Linked DNA regions of Homo sapiens: region 2 is linked to region 1. A link is an interaction called in ENCODE POLR2A ChIA-PET data of the cell type or tissue named here. Cell type or tissue: IMR-90. All regions are shown on one strand.

What was found. ChIA-PET counts read pairs that join two places held together with the same protein. Peaks named below come from ENCODE experiments on the same cell type or tissue, not always from the same donor. Only the 100,000 strongest peaks of a DNase experiment are listed, where the experiment ranks them.
Region 2: POLR2A ChIA-PET joins it to region 1 with 11 read pairs; 3 of 35 experiments call an interaction of 5 or more read pairs at or near these places.

Annotation. Positions count from the first base shown.
Region 1 is chr4:15,146,885-15,154,884 of GRCh38, reverse strand. The region is part of intron 2 of C1QTNF7-AS1 (C1QTNF7 antisense RNA 1); the gene reads left to right. Among named protein-coding and RNA genes, the nearest start is that of CPEB2, 150 kb to the right of the region's middle. RefSeq lists enhancers at 4,677-4,816, 3,952-4,908, 3,874-5,073, 4,909-5,865. In IMR-90, a CTCF peak has its summit at 4,897; a DNase peak (open chromatin) is centred at 4,874; H3K27ac peaks cover 1,600 bases.
Region 2 is chr4:15,024,311-15,032,310 of GRCh38, reverse strand. The region is part of intron 4 of CPEB2 (cytoplasmic polyadenylation element binding protein 2); the gene reads right to left. All of the region lies in intron 2 of C1QTNF7-AS1 (C1QTNF7 antisense RNA 1), which reads left to right. Among named protein-coding and RNA genes, the nearest start is that of CPEB2, 26 kb to the right of the region's middle. In IMR-90, no CTCF peak of the experiment used is centred here; no DNase peak of the experiment used is centred here; H3K27ac peaks cover 189 bases.

The DNA.
Region 1 (8,000 bases):
AAGAATGGTACAATGGACTTTGGGGACTTGGGGGGAAGAGTGGGAGTGGGGCAAGGGATAAAAGACTACAAATATGGTGCAGTGTATACTGCTGGGGTTATGGTTGCACCAAAATCTCACAAATCACTGCTAAAGAACTTACTCATGTAACCAAATACCACCTGTACCCCAATAACTTATGGAAAAATAAAATAAAATACAAGATAATGGCTCTGGGATTTGTCTCTCTCTATGTATATTATATGTGCGTATATGTATATCTTATTGAACCGGAAGTTCAAAGTTACACTGAGGTAAAAAACAAACAAACAACCAAAACAAAACAAAACAAAACACCAGAATACATGTGGGTAGTTGAAGAAACAATGGCTTCTTAACAAGTATGGTAGGTGATGAGAATTCTACCAGAGAAGGCTGGGGAAAGCGATGGACTTTATCAAATGTGGCACTCCTGGAGATTCTAAGCATGGAGAAGCTGATGTGCAGAGAGTGATGCTCCAGGGAGATTCATCAAGTTCTAAGTTTAGGATGAAGGGAGTATATTAGTCCTCTCTAGCATTGCTACAAAGAAATACTTGAGACTGGGTAATTTAAAAAGAAAAGAGGTTTAATTGGCTCATGCTTCCACAGGCTGTACAGGAAGCATGGCTGGGAGGCCCCAGGAAACTTACAATCATGGCAGAAGGCAAAGGGGAAGCAGGTACATCTTACATGGCCAGAGCAGCAGTGAGAGAGAAGGGGAACGTGCTACACACTTTTAAAGAACCAGATGTCATAATAACTCACTCACTCAGTATCACCCAGAATAGCACCAAGGCAATAGTGCTAAACCATTTATGAAGGACCAAATACCACATGTACTGCAAAAACATAGATCCAATCACCTCCCACCAGGCCCCACCTCCAACACTGGGGATTAATTACATTTTGACATGATATTTCAGTGGGGACACAGATCTAAACCATATCAGGGTGGAATCAGGGAAATCAATCAGGAGGCAGTTACATTAGTTCAGACATGACATCAGGAAGAACTAAACTTGAGGGGTGGCAGTGAAATGAGAAAGAAAGGGAAGGGTGAAGAACTCCACAAGGGAAGAAACAACAAGCTTCAGTGACTCAGCGGATGGTGGGGGAGAGGAGAAAGAAGAGATAAGGATGAAGGCAATATGTGAAGCCTGGGTGGCCAGTCTGCATGACGAAAAGTGGATTTTATAAAGGAAAGCACTTAGGAGGACCCAGCTGGAGTTTGGGCTGGTTGAGTTTGTAGATGGTGGGATATTAGGTTGACCTAGAAGGTGTATAAAGTGTGGTGGTAAGACCATGGGCCCTCGAGGCAGACTCCAGGGTTCTATCAATTCCACCACCCCTAGCTGTGTGACTTTAGAGAAGTTATTTAATCATCTGATGGCTTTAAAGGTGAACTAAGATGAAGCATCTAAAGTGCATAGCAGTGGGTGATGCTCAGTAAGTGCATGCTCCCTATCTATCTCTATTTCTATCTCTGTTTATTAATATTGGAAGCAAGAATTGAATCATTCAAATTCAACTGGGAATAAAGATAAAGACATTGAAGTCATTTCAGAGGTGATAATTGAAGATGTTAGTTATTTTTGAAAAGTAAATAGAGTGATCATGAGGATGACAGATCTCTAAATTGCAACCAGCTGTTTACTGTTGCCATTGGTCACACAGGGAAGTTGACAGAGACAATGCTCTGGACCAGTCTACATGGTTTATTACTGAGGCACTTGGGTTACAAATTTCAATGGGGAATCCCGGCACACAAGAACTGGGGAGTCTGGTCCATCCTACCTCAGGTGCAAGGTGAGGTCAGCAGTTACATCAATCCTCTTTTGTTGAGCTCATTCTCTGATCCTGAGCCTCTCTTTGAGGTCTTATCATTAAAATAGTAATAAAAGTCAAGGTAGAACAAACTCAATAGGAGAACTGGCCACAAGCACCCAACCCTACAATGAAAGCCAATGCCCATTTTATTACAACTGCATTTTGGAATTAGAGAGAGAAAGGAAAGGAGAGGAAAGGGAGTGGGAGGGACAAACAGAGAGAGAGAGAAAAGGAGTGAAGGGAGAATGGTGTCATTTTATTAAGTCAAGACTCTAAAACAAAAGTTTTGTTTTACAAGAACTCTCCTGTACCCCATTGCCATTGCCAAATGATGTCCTGGGTGTGAGCAATTCAGAAGCACCATCCTGGCAGGGTGACTTGGTGATGGTGGAAGAAGTCAGCTTCTCCTAGTAGATCACGTCACCAATAGAATTCAGAGGAGAGGAAGCCTGCAGTCTGAAGATATTGAGGAGCAAGTCTAATGTACAACAGAATCATAGGGACAATAGGAGAAAGTGGAGACACCTGGCAAGCTCAGCGAGGAGAAGGTGAAAGAGGACTACAGAACACCCTGAAGCCAAAGGGAAAACAGGAACAAAAAAAATTTGCTGAAGAAGGACCATCGTTCCAAAGTGTCCCCTCATCTCTGACTCTTACATGAATTGGGCCTCATTTAAGATCAAAGATACCTTTCTAAAGTCCTTTGGGCCCCAGATGGTGCTCTTAGGACCACCACCTTGAATCTATATGCAGTTGACCTCAAAAAACATCTGATTATTTGGGCATGAGTGATGTACACCAAGGTGGCTGGAGAACAGACTGGAATTCCCAAACATTTTCTCAAGTTACCACCAACTGCCCTCTGGTTCAGGCTCCAACAGGGCCACTGATCATCTATCACCACAACCAAATGGCAGTTATTAATTTCGTGATACCATTTCTATAGTATCTGAATATTTATTTGCTATAAAAATGACAAGAATTATGATAAAAAGAACAGTAAAATATGACTCTTACCATTTATGAATGCTTTAGAATCAAAAGACTAAGTCCTTTATAAATGATTCAGCATTTGATTTTTTTTCCTTAGATTGGCTCAAATTTTACTTTACAGGTCATAAAATTTTAAAGCCCTGTGCATTTGGAGGTCTGGTTCAGGATGAAGACTCTTAGGCTTGGAGTCAGAAAACCCAGCTCTGATCCAACTTTTCTTGCTGTGTGACCTTGGGCAGGTAACATCTTCTCTGAGACACAGTTTTCTCCAAATGGAGTGGACAATGTATGCCCTGAGTCTTGTTCAGGCTTGTGGTGAGGAGCAAAAGGATAAAAGGGCTGAGCGTGCTTGGTAGATGAATGTACTGATTGGAAACACAAAGAACATCCGTGACCATTTATTTATTTCTAAATCACTCATTAATCTTTGCTAGTTCTTGTTGTGTTTACTATTATGAATGAATGTTAGGTGTTGCATCCCACCTTCTATTTGAAAGACCATTCTTGGCAAATGTTCAAAACAACATTTATGAGTTAATAACAGATTCGAGTTATTCCCTTCAGGATTAGATAAGTTATGCTAAAAAATAAATTCAGGGGCTTCAAAACAACAAAGGTTTACCTCCTGGTCACATTATATATTCATTGCAAAGTTTCCTTCTTGCAATCACTTGGGGCCTCAGGTTGATGGAGCAGCCACCATCTCCCATGTTGGGTCACCATAAGGGAGGAAATGCTGCTCTGGGCATCTCACCCCTGTAATTGAATGCTCAACTGAAGTGACATCACTCACTTCCGCTCACATCTTATTGGCCAGAGCTGACCACATGGCCCTCTCCCAACCTCACAGAACAAGGGAGGGCCATTCTACTGTGGGCCTGGAAGGCAGAGAACTAGAAGTTTTTAGAGAGCAGCATTTTCAATAACCACATGCACCCTCCATGGATTTGCAGTGGTAGAGCATGTTGACTGGTAGTACTGATGGAGACCACCTTTATTTGCATTATGTAACAGACTTTTATGGAGCACATCCTAGATGTCAGGGATGATGCCCAGCATGGGAGATGCAAAGTCATAGATAAGTTCTCGGTCCTAAAATGCCACACAAGAAATATGCACTGGATGTTCTGTGAGCTTCAACCAGCCACTTCATCCAGCCTGAGGAAAGGGAAATAGATTCCTGGAGGTGGTGAGTCCTACAGGAGCAGTCGAGCATGCAGAGGCTGGAAAAGAAAGGTGTTCTGGGCAATCAGGACAGCATGAGCCAGCCAAGGCATGGGTGATGCCAGCTCTGCATGTGTAGGGCCCTCCAAGCAGTATTTGCTGCTGGAGCATCAAATGGGAGATGAGATGGTCAAGAAGAGTGAACCTGGGTGGAAGGAGAACTGGTTAGAAGGTAGTGATGGCATCCAGGGAAGAGAGGGTGAGTCCTGTAATTGGGCAGTGAAGGGGATGGAGGAAGGGAGCCAGGCTCCAGAAACCATGAAATGCTGCCTTCGGCTCTGAGCTCCCGAGAAGCAGCAGAGCAGAGGGAGGGAATAACATGCAGCCAGAAGGACAGACCTGGATGCTGTGTGCACCTGCTTGGAAGCCACAACTCTTTGGTGTAAGCCCTGCTTCCCCACTTCATGGCTGTGTTACCCTGGACAAGTTATTTGCCTTCTCTGTGCTTTAGTGTCCCCATCTCAAAAGTAGGGATAATAATAGAAAACGCATAAGTCTGAGGTTATGTATATTAATACGTACAGAGGACAGGGACTGTGGTATCTGGCTGGGCTAAAGAAGTGTGGACTATCTTTTGTAGCCTCTGCAGGGGTTCCTGCCTCTCCCAGCCAGGCCAAGCCTGCTCTGCCAGCTGAAATGTCAACATGGGCGGTTCCTGTCTGAAGTCCCCACAGACAAAGGATGCTTTGCACCCAGGGGACCTGAGCAGTGTCCTTTTCTGTTTGTCTCACAGAGGCCTTCCTTTTCTGGCCGCAGCTGACCCGAGGGTGGGCGGACCCCGCAGCAGGCTCTTTTCTGCTGAGTCATCCTGCCTGGCCTGCCTGGCTGGAGTGACATAGCAGGAGGAGCTGGCTCCCCTGCAGGCTGAATCTGTCCTGGGGGTGGGGTGGGGAGGGTGGTAACATTTTATTTAGGGGGATCAAAAAGCCTCCAGATGAAACAATGGTGGTTTTTTTTTAATGGGTATGGTGGGCTGTTTGCCAAAGCTTGGCCTGCCAAATAGTGCTGGTAAAGGAGGGACTGTTGTCACTGGGTTTTTGGCCATGAATTTGCATCCTAGCAGGAGGCAGGAGGCAGCAGCCTAGGAAGGCCTGGTCTTATTTTTATCGTGTAAGAATGAGGTACCCTTTGGTAGAGTTTGTGAGAATCTGTTTCACTTCCAGAGCTACGCATGCTGAGTAATAATGATTGCTGACTTTTTTGAGCACTTGGTGTATGACAGCCTCTCTACCAAGCTTTCAAAGCATTCTTTCATTCAGTCCTTACCAGCTTGTGAACTAGGTTCTCTTCTTATTTCTGTTTAACCCACGAGGGAACTGACTTTCAGAGCGGTTAAGTCAGTTGTGTGAGGTCACGCAGCAGAAGGTGGCAGAGCAGGCAGTCTGATGCGGGGGCACAATCTCTCGATGGGTACACCTTGCAGAGGGCTGTAGGAGTTACTGGGGGCGTGTGCAGCAGGGAGTCTCACACGCAGTGGGTGTACAAGAAATAGCCTCCATCCCTTTTATCACTATTATTTATTCCTTCTAAACAAACAAACAGCAACCATTCAACATGGCGATGTGATTTTGAAGGGATGATTTTGGTCCTGCTTGAGGACATGTCTTGTGTCTTGACTCCACATCACTAGGACATGGGCAGTCTGCACACAGAGACCTCAGGAATGTGACACCCCGGCCCCCTACTTCTATTGCTTTCAGACTGTCTTGGGTTGACCTTCTTTAGTAGCAGGATGACCTTCACTCTCCATATCTTTATTTCATGGTTCAGGACTCAAATGTGTAGGTTGTAGAAATTTTACAAATTCCAGACAGGCTTACCACATTTAAAATACCACTGACAAGTGTGTAATGCCTACCTTTTTAACTCCATGTAGGTCAGCTACATAGTACTCTCAGGGAGTAAGAACTTTCCTAAAGCAACTCGGAACTGGGCCATTTTGCTTACTTGCTGGCGGCCTGATAATACCAGGGCTTCTCGGTGTTGCTAAGAGTTTCCAAGGAGAGAGATTTGCTTCTCTCCCATTTTCCCCTTCCAGGGCACCAGAATGAGCTCGCTGCTGGAGCCTAGGGCACGTTCTTCACTTGGTCACCATCAAAATAAAATTACCAAGCACGCAGGTACTGACGAAGCCTGTCACTACACAAAATTAATCATTTTAAAAAGTAAATGACCCAGTTTCCTGTGGTGTGTGTTTTTGGGGCCCAGGGAGTGCCCTTCCCCCCTCAAGTGAATTGGAGATGCCTCAGATGATGTCAGCTCACTCTGCAAGCGACAGAGAGATGGGTTGGCAAGATCTGCAGCATGAGCCTGGGATCCGGCTGCCATTTGGGCTGCTGTCGGCATCACTGTGGAGACCATTAATCTTCAACTTACGACGACTGAGCCTTCTCGGGGCATTGAGTTTTCTTGTTCTGTTTTGTTCAGCGTGGCATTCAAGATTCCTTCACAGAAATCTGTGTCGGGGCAGGAAAATGCTATGTGAATTATGTCCTTGTGAAGTCACCATCTGGCCAATATTCATCTTGCTTAGTGAAATATCAAGGACATCCTTCGGCACAGATGCTGCGGGGCAAGAACATAGCACACAAGTGACTGCAGTCATAAACCAACACGCAATCAAGTGTAATTAATGCACCTGGTGCCCACTTCAGAGTTCCAGTCCCACAGTCGCACACTGGTTGGCTTTTCCTTTTTCATATGTGGCTTTTTGTTGTTGTCAGGTTTTTTTTTTTTTCTTCCCTTTTGGGGTGGGGATAGATGTTTGCAGTTTGAATCGGCCCTGGGATCTTCAGCAGTAAATAAGTCACCATCATGGAGCTGGTGAAAATGGGAGTGTTTGTGTGCATTCAAGAAGCTGCATCACATGCAAACCGTACAATACTGAGCAGCATTCTGTGCCTTGAAAAGGCCATTGTCCCGTGCGTCTGGAATCCGTTCTCCTGTTGACACTCACTGGCTTTTGAAGGCCAGGTCCAGATACTGGCCTCCAAGTGCTTTTGTGCCAGATGGAAGAAGGGAAGGGATCCAAAACTTGGAAAAATAAAAGATAAAAACACAAAACAGTCCCCCATGACTTCTCTATCAGCAGGATTTCATAGCCTCCTTCCCCCTTTTCCACACTGGTCTTGACCTGGTGGTGTTTTAAAGTGGTGATGGGAGAGGAAGAGCAGCATTTTGCCTCACTGGAACTGAAATTCTGGAAGCTGTGAATCCTTTCTTTGGATGGAGACCTGGGGGTTAACTAGTGGGGCAAAGGTGGGGAGCAGAAGTTGCAGAAGAGAAACAGTGATATGAGGGCTCCTTATAACCCAAGAGCCATGTAAGTAAGGCATGGGGATATGGGAGGCAGGGGGGCCTTTACCTGGGGTTCAGGGACACATAAGGAAAGTGACCTGGGCTCACTTGCAGTGTTTCTGCTGTGCACAGAGGAGAGGAGGGATGCTCCTACAGTGACCTTGCTGTGGGCAGTGCAGCCTGGGTGCATATGGCGGCTGCGAGCTCATCCTCCTGTGTCACTTCTACACGGAAATAGCAAAATTGCCGTTAGCAATTAAAGGTTTCAAAGGCCCCTGAGTGTCATTAGGGGCTTGTCAATGGCTTTCTCTGAGCTGCAGGATGAATGGCTCCCAATTGTCTCCTATCAAATTAAAGCTCCTTATCATAGGCTGTAGCATCCTCTGCTAATTGGTGCCTGCTTCCCTAATTCATCTTTCATTCTGAAGCACCTTGTCCCATCATCTGAGAGCCATCTTCCAAGTCTTCTAATTGCCAGCTCTCTTCAAATCAATTCCATTCAACAGATGTGCACTGGATTTCAACTCAGAGCCAGGCCCTGATAGAAGGGGAGGCAGTTAGGTATATGAATCGGAGGGCATAGGCATTATACTATAGAAAGCCTTTTGTAGTGTCTGAAAGAGGAGGCAATAATTTGA
Region 2 (8,000 bases), 120 kb after region 1:
CTAAATCTCTAATAGACTATTAGAATAGTACATTAAAACCCATTTAGAGGCTGGGCATGGTGGCTCATGCTTGTAGTCCCACCTAGCTGGGAGGTAGAAAAAGGAAGATCACTTGAGCCCAGGAGTTTGAGCATGTAGTGAGCTATGACTGTGCCAATGCACTCCGGCCTGAGCAACAGGGCAAGACCCTGTCTCTCAACAAATGAAAAAAAATTTTTTTAACTGATTTGAAAAATGTCTAAAAATTAAATGTCTGGGATTACATTTTAGTAATTTTCAGCACAGTCCCTTTAAAAACAAAATAATATGCTAGCACACAAGTAAGGAGTACAGATGAACTGCATCTACCTTTACCACCTCAGCAAGTCCTCTACAGATTAACTGCATCTACCTTTACCACCTCAGCAAGCCCTCTACACTCTACAGGCCCACATGTAAGATGGAGATTGTCGGTTGGATTTTGTTTCAGTTATGAAATTAAAGAGTTTGATCATCTACTAATGCAAGAGTAAGTGGCAAAAATAATCCAATTTTGACACTAAAATACATAAATATATATGATAGGTACCCAAACATGTTTCCTGTACATACATATACACACTTCACCTGAGATCTAAGTTAACTATGGAATATTTTGATTTCAGACTCAACACAGGTAAAATAAGTGTTATCAAAAGGATTATCTACCATCTCTTATTTACTCCTGCATTTTATGCAGCATGACATGAGTTAACTAAATGACCTCTTAAATAAAGTTGTCATACTCTAAAACATACAAGTAAATTTCTTGTTGTGATACCTTGGTATGAGTGAGAAATAGAAGCATACATATGGGAAGTACACAATCAACAGCCAGGAAGCACAGCTTTCCTAAACTGCACTTCAGTAACACGGAACATTACTTTGAAGTATTATAGCTTATTTTGGAAATATGCCTATTTCTAAACATCTTGCTGCAGATGGCCAAATTTGGAGAACAGTTTAAGGCCATGAATAAATTACTGTTATTTCTGACTTAAGATTTAAAAAAAAAAAACAAACTCCTACAAAATGGCAACCTGTATCACTGTTCAGCATAATAAGTTAATTAAATCTACGATACTGACAGTGTGTAGGATGCAGAGCATGTAAACATGAGTGGGACATAGTCTTATGATGTGGTAGGGGAGATAGACACAAATATACAATTTCAATAAAATATGCTAGGTGCTAAAAGAGTTATGTATAGAATGCTATATAAAAAAACACAACAGAGTATATAGTAATCAGGCCCAGGGATTAAGGCAAGACTTCCTGGGAAAGTAAATTAAGCAAAGCCTTAACATGAAGCCTAGTTCCACCTTGAAAGATCCTCAACTTTCAATTGTCACATAATTACTCTAATAGGTTCCTGTTCATTTATTTATCCCAAGATACAGGTAATAAAATAGTTTCACTGCTAATAGTCTTTTGATATTATGGCTCTGAATAGACTTTTAAAAGGCACACTTTTTGTGGAAAGTTTAAAAAACATAACTATTTGCAAAGGAACATATATTGTATACATATGTATACATATTATAAATACTACAGCTCGCTACCTAAGAAAATCTCTCAATGTAAGTAATAACATACTCCAAAATGAAATAAGCAAATTTAGACTCATTTTTAAAGATGAGTCTTTTTCTCTACCACAGTGGAAACATTAATGCATCTTCATAGGTTAACTTTTAAAGTTAAGTTTTACTTAGGGTATTATTAAAAGTACTTTCGCTAAAAACCTGCCAATTGATAGTAAGAACTAACAGCATTTGAGGCTATACTCTGAGCCAGGAGCTTTTCTATGTTCTTTACAACCAATTACTTAATCCTAAGAACGATCCTATGAGTTAGGTATTATTATCTTCCCATTTTAAGATGACAACACTATATCACAAAAAGTTAAATAGGTAAGTTGCCCAAGGTTATACCACTGGCAGGTAGCACTGGCAGAACCTGAACCTAAGCAGTTTGGCTCCATACTCTTAATCGCTATCTTAATAATTACTTTATATTGACAACATAAAGGTATACATGGTTGGTTGTAGGACAATTTTATCTCTTAAAAAATTCACAGAATATTCTATAGTATATTTCATAATTTAAGATTTAATATAGAAAAAATAGAAAAAAAACCACATTACTATAAAACTAATTTCTCCTTATTGTTTAAAAGACCTGTGGTGCAGTGACTGATAGATGTACACTAATAACTACCTGTTCCTGTCAATAATAGGGTCATCAAAGCTAGACAGATACAGAGCTTCCCAGAGTAAAAAACAAAAAACCAAAAAACTACATACATAGCCCAGCCTTCTTGTAGGTAAGTGTACCCCTGCATGTAAGATCTGGCCAATGGGATATAAAGTGAAAGTGGTACGTGCAATTTCTGGGAAGTACTGTATCCTTAAAAGGGAAGACCTTCCTTTTCTCTTTCTTGCTTGCTGAAATGCTGATGTGATAGCTAAAGTGAAGAGACCATATTAGACCATAAGGCAAAAACTGTGTTTTCAGGATAATAGAAGAATGAGATAAAAAGGAGCTTCAATCCATGAAAATCACCATACTACTCTAGAAGTGTTAATGTTTCTGGTAAGGGAAACAAACTTCTATCTTACTCAAGCCACTTAGGAGTTTTCTGTTGTCCCTAATGAACCTAAGCTTACAAACAAAGTCATCTAGTAATAAACCTGGGCAAATTAAATTTTAGGTAACCAGGCAATTGCTTATTAATTATTGTGAAAATATGATAATTTCATAATGGTTTAATATATCAATAAAGAGTATACACTAGCTCTTGACACGGCTCCTTTCACATTAAGATACTATGAAATTTAAAATAAGTAATTTAAAAAATATATGTATTTTTGGGTATCAGTGAATAACTAGAGGATCTATCGTATCTTAAAAATTTTCTTATTCGTCTATTACGATTTTAAATAGTAATTTGTATATAACATATACAGTCGGCCCTCTGTGTCTGGGGCTTCTGCATTCATGGGATTCAACCAAGAAATTATATTGAAAATATAATTCCTGATCAAAAATACTCAGGAAAAAAAAATTCCAAAATGTTCCAGAAAGCAAAGCTTGAATCTGATGTGCACCAAGTATGATACGACATTGAATCCGCACAAATGTGATGTCTAGGCACTTAGGTATTATAAGTAATCTAGAGACGATTTAAAGTACACAACAAGATGTGCACAGGTTATAGGCAAAAACTACATCATTTTACATAAGGGACTTGAGCATTGCCGATCTTGGTATCTCTGGGTGGTCCTGGAACTAGCCCCAGTGGTTACCAAGTGACAACTGTATAAAAAAGCCTTACTTCATGTTAGCCACTTTAAATGTATTATCTGAGCAACTAAAAATACTAAGAAATATGACAACTGTATAAAACTTATCACTTCTTTAGAGAAATTACCAGATTACATTTGGAACAAATATCTGGTCCCTGATTCTCTACCATTTTTGCTACACTGATCTCTGCTGTTCCTCAAACATGCCAGGTAATCCCTTTTCAGGATCTTCCTACTTCCTTTTTTTTCTGCTTGAAATACATTTGCCCAGATACGACCAAAGCTTGCACCTCTCACTTCATTCAGGTCTTTAAGAGATAGCATGACAGACTATCCTGTCTAAAATAGCAGCTTCTTTCTCTATCCCCTTGATAGTATATTTTTTCTGCATAGTACTGATTATCATCTAACATTTTCTGTCTCTATACTTCTTTAAAACAGAAGATCCATGAAGGCAGTAACTTAGTCTCTCTTACTCTCTAGCATATAAAACAAAGCGTAGCATATAATAGGCTCTCAAATATTTGTTGAATGGATAAATCAAATATTTCATTCTACTATGTAAACTATGGACTGAATCAAAAACACAAATACCTTAACATGTGTTTGTATGTGTGGCATAGGGAGGATATTCTCTAAGAAAATGAAAAAAAAAAATCATAGAACAAGACTTTTTTTTCAGCTTATTTCTAAATCTCTTACATATTGAAGTTGTGGGGAGAGATATTGCAAAAGTCCTGCTTATTGCTCTTTGCCAAGATAAATTTTTCCCTTCTCTAAACTATTTTTTCTTTAATGAGTTAATAGAGGAAATGAACTCCAAAGCCCTAATATTCAGTTGATGATGCTAACTCACTCTTCAGTGATGAGAACATAGCTAAAGAACAATGCCATGTGCTCTGCCAATTGTTTCTAAAAGAAAAATAAACATTTAAATCACATTAGAATCATAAAGAGTTTAGGTTAGAATTAGCAACAGATCAAAAGGGAGACACTATGGTGCAGTGGTTAAACGCACAAACTCAAAGCTACCAAGTTCCACCACTTACTAGCAGTTGAAATGCAGACAATTATTAAGAATAAGCCATAGTCATCCAACTGTAAAATAAGGGTAAATATCTACCTCTTAGTCATGCAAATTAAATGAGTTAATACATATATGTAGAGTCCTCAAGAACAATGCTTAGCTGTATCAACTGTTCAATAAATGATATGTATGGTATGTTATATACTGTATGTGTTTATTAAACACACAATACACACATACCCTTAATAGAAGATATCTAATACTTCTTAATTAAGTGCTTTAAATAAAGCATTGCCCCAACTCATTTGACAGACTCTTCCAATATTGTTTTCATAATCTACATTTTACCTTTACTTCCAAATCCAATTAGGAAAAAAAGGTTCATTTGAAGTCTGGTAAAATCCACTTAGAATGTGGTCATTACCAACCTTGAATAACTCCAATCTCTGCTCAGATCCAAGGGGCAGGACAGTCATTCCTGACCACACTCCCAAATTTCAATGCATGCCTCATAAAAGCCTAAGAATAAGATCATACAAACGCAGAAAAGACCCTTAGATCCAAAGTACCAGATCCGAAGAGAGCAACAGAATCATTCCTTACCTACATCTAATAAAAGCCATCAATCTACTTTAGATTCAACTGAAATTAATCTAGTTAATGCATTCAAATCAAAATCCTATCATAAATTTTTTGGCCTAATCATATTTTAAGACTTTTACCCAATTAATACTAGAAAATTTACCAAGAAACACCAAAGAACATAGAATACCAAAAAGTTTTGATTCAAGAAAATGGTAATCCCAAAAGACAATAATAATAAAAGACAAAACTTAAGTCATTAATCATTTAGTAAGATAATATATTATCATATACCTATAAGAGTGGTACTAATTCAGATATATTCAACTAATATTAAAGTCAAGTTGAGTTAATGGTTGCAAAACTTTTCACTGTTAAAAGGGTTTTAAACAAAAGTAATGCTGATAACCAGTAGGAATAGCAAATGGGCAACAAAATATTGCCAGTGGAACTGGTATAAAGCAAACCTAGGTTGGCAATATTATGTTTACAGCCTCAGAAACAAGCATATGAAGTTTGTGCTATGAAAATAAACACAGAAAAAGCTAATTCAATTTTATTTAAAAATTTGAAATACCTAAATGTTCAACTATACCAGAATGGTTATACAAACTATTTTACATGTATAGATACAATATACAGGAATTCTTTAAAGTTCTAAATCAATATTTTGAAGAGTATGAATTATGAGAAAATGCTTAATCATTTAACCAATAATTTACTGGGCTCCTCCTATTTGTTTGACATCATGATAGATGCTGATTCAAGGTAAAGCAAAAACACAAGTGGCCATTGCTCCCATGACACAGTCTTATGTGAAAGATTATGTGAAAGATATATATTAAAAAAATAGTTCGGGCATGGTGGCTCAGGCCTGTAATCCCAAGCATTTTGGGAGACCCAGGCGGGTGGATCATGAGGTCAGGAGATCAAGACCATCCTGGCTAACATGGTGAAACCCCATCTCTACTAAAAATACAAAAAATTAGCCGGGTGTGGTGGCATGTGCTTCTAGTCCCAGTTACTTGGGAAGCTGAGGCAGGACAATCGCTTGAACCCAGGAGGTGGAGGTTGCAGTGAGCCAAGATCACGCCACTGCACTCCAGCCTGGGTGACAGAGCAAGACTCCATCTCAAAAAACAAAAACAAAAACAAAAACAAACAATTGAATCTAAAATAAGAAAAGTGCTCTGATTAAAAAGAAACTTGATTCTCTATAAATCTTTAACACAAAAGTAATCTACCCTTGATAGGGGTGCCAAAGAGTCTTTATGATGAGGTAGAAATTGACTAGAGATTAGAGACTGCCAACTGAACATGAAGGACTGAATACACGTGTTCACCTCTGTTGCTTTCCGAAATCCCTAACGTGGCAGTTAAAAAGATTTGAAAGAGGTGTCTCAAAGAAAACAAAAAGATTTTTAAAGAGGCATAACCCCATTAGGATAAAGACACTAGAACAGGATCATAAAACAACTAAGTCATCAAATTTCTGGGAACTGTAAATGTGAATGGTTGAATGGTAACTAACTTTGTAGACCAGAAATCACTGAAACACAAACCTAAGCCGTGTATACATGGGGAATGCCATCAAGTAACACTCCATTTACTGTAGTACACACCTGGATAGGTTCAGAAATCAGAAGCTCTGGTTATAACTGTGTGTAAAAGTCGGGTACAACTAAAAACAGAAGGTTTAAGATTGCTTGTTAGTTTTTAAAAGAACCCTCCTGGGTTCATCTAAGAAGTCTAGCAGCTAGGCCTACAGCTCACAAGCAGAAGACTAGAAGACCCACATCCATGTTCATTTGCCAGAACAAAAGAAAAGACCTAGACACAGGCATGGTGAGGGTCTCACCTGATTGACTTATTACAATCATTACTAGTTGATAATTTCAACTATATACATTGAGCTTCCAATCCCCATTTTTTGTGTCTTACTTTTAAATATGAATAGACAGTAAAAGATGAAGCCCCCAACATGAGAAAAAAAGAGAACACAAACAAATAAAAAAGAACTTTGAAGAAGCACAGACAATATAAGGAACTGGGAAAATAATCTTCAAACACTATAATAGCCTCCAGAGAAATAAGATCAAACAACAAGAATAAGATGTAATTGAAAGTTCTGAGAATTTTTTTAAAGGAGGTTTTAAAAATTAGCAAAAATTTTTAAAACAAAAAACTCAAGATTTGAAAAATAAACATAAGCTCTTGAAATGCAAAACAAGAGACAAAACAATGGAAAACAGAAAAGAAAAACAGATGATGACTATACAACATTTAACATTTGAGGAACAGGAATTCCAAAAAGAGGTAATATTAAAAAATGGGAGGCAGGCATGGTGGCTCATGCCTGTAATCCCAGCACTTTGGAAGGCTGAAGCGGGCAGATCACAAAGTCAGGAGTTCGAGACCAGCTTGGCCAAACACAGTGAAACCCCGTCTCTACTGAAAATACAAAAATTAGCCAGGCCTGGTGGTGGACACCTGTAATCCCAGCTACTTGGGAGGCTGAGGCAGGAGAATCACTTGAACCCGGGAGGCAAAGGTTGCAGTGAGCCAAGATCACGCCACTGCACTCCAGCCTGGACAACAGTGCAAGACTCCCATCTCAAAAAAAAAAAAAAAAAAATTATCAAAGAAATAATATCCCAAAATTCCAAGAACTGAAGATATAAATCTCTGAATTAAAAGGGTCCAATGAAGGTACAGCTTAATAAATTAAAAAATGAAGGCAGGAAGGAAGGTACGTATGCACATACACATTCCAAGATACACATTTCATTACTATGAAACTGCAGAACCACAGGCATGAAAAATAACCTAAAAGCTTCCAGAAAGAAAAACAACAAAAAAATAAAGTAAGAAATCAAGGCAATCATACAAATGAACAGGATTCAGAATGATGCCACACTTAAAGCAATACTGGAGGTTAAAATATCATACCTTCAATATTCTAAATTGCTAATATATAATTCCATAGTGACTTATCATATTATATAGGTAGAAACATTATGTTTTAATACATATAGTGTCTCAAAATGTATGTCCCATTAGCAGGAAGG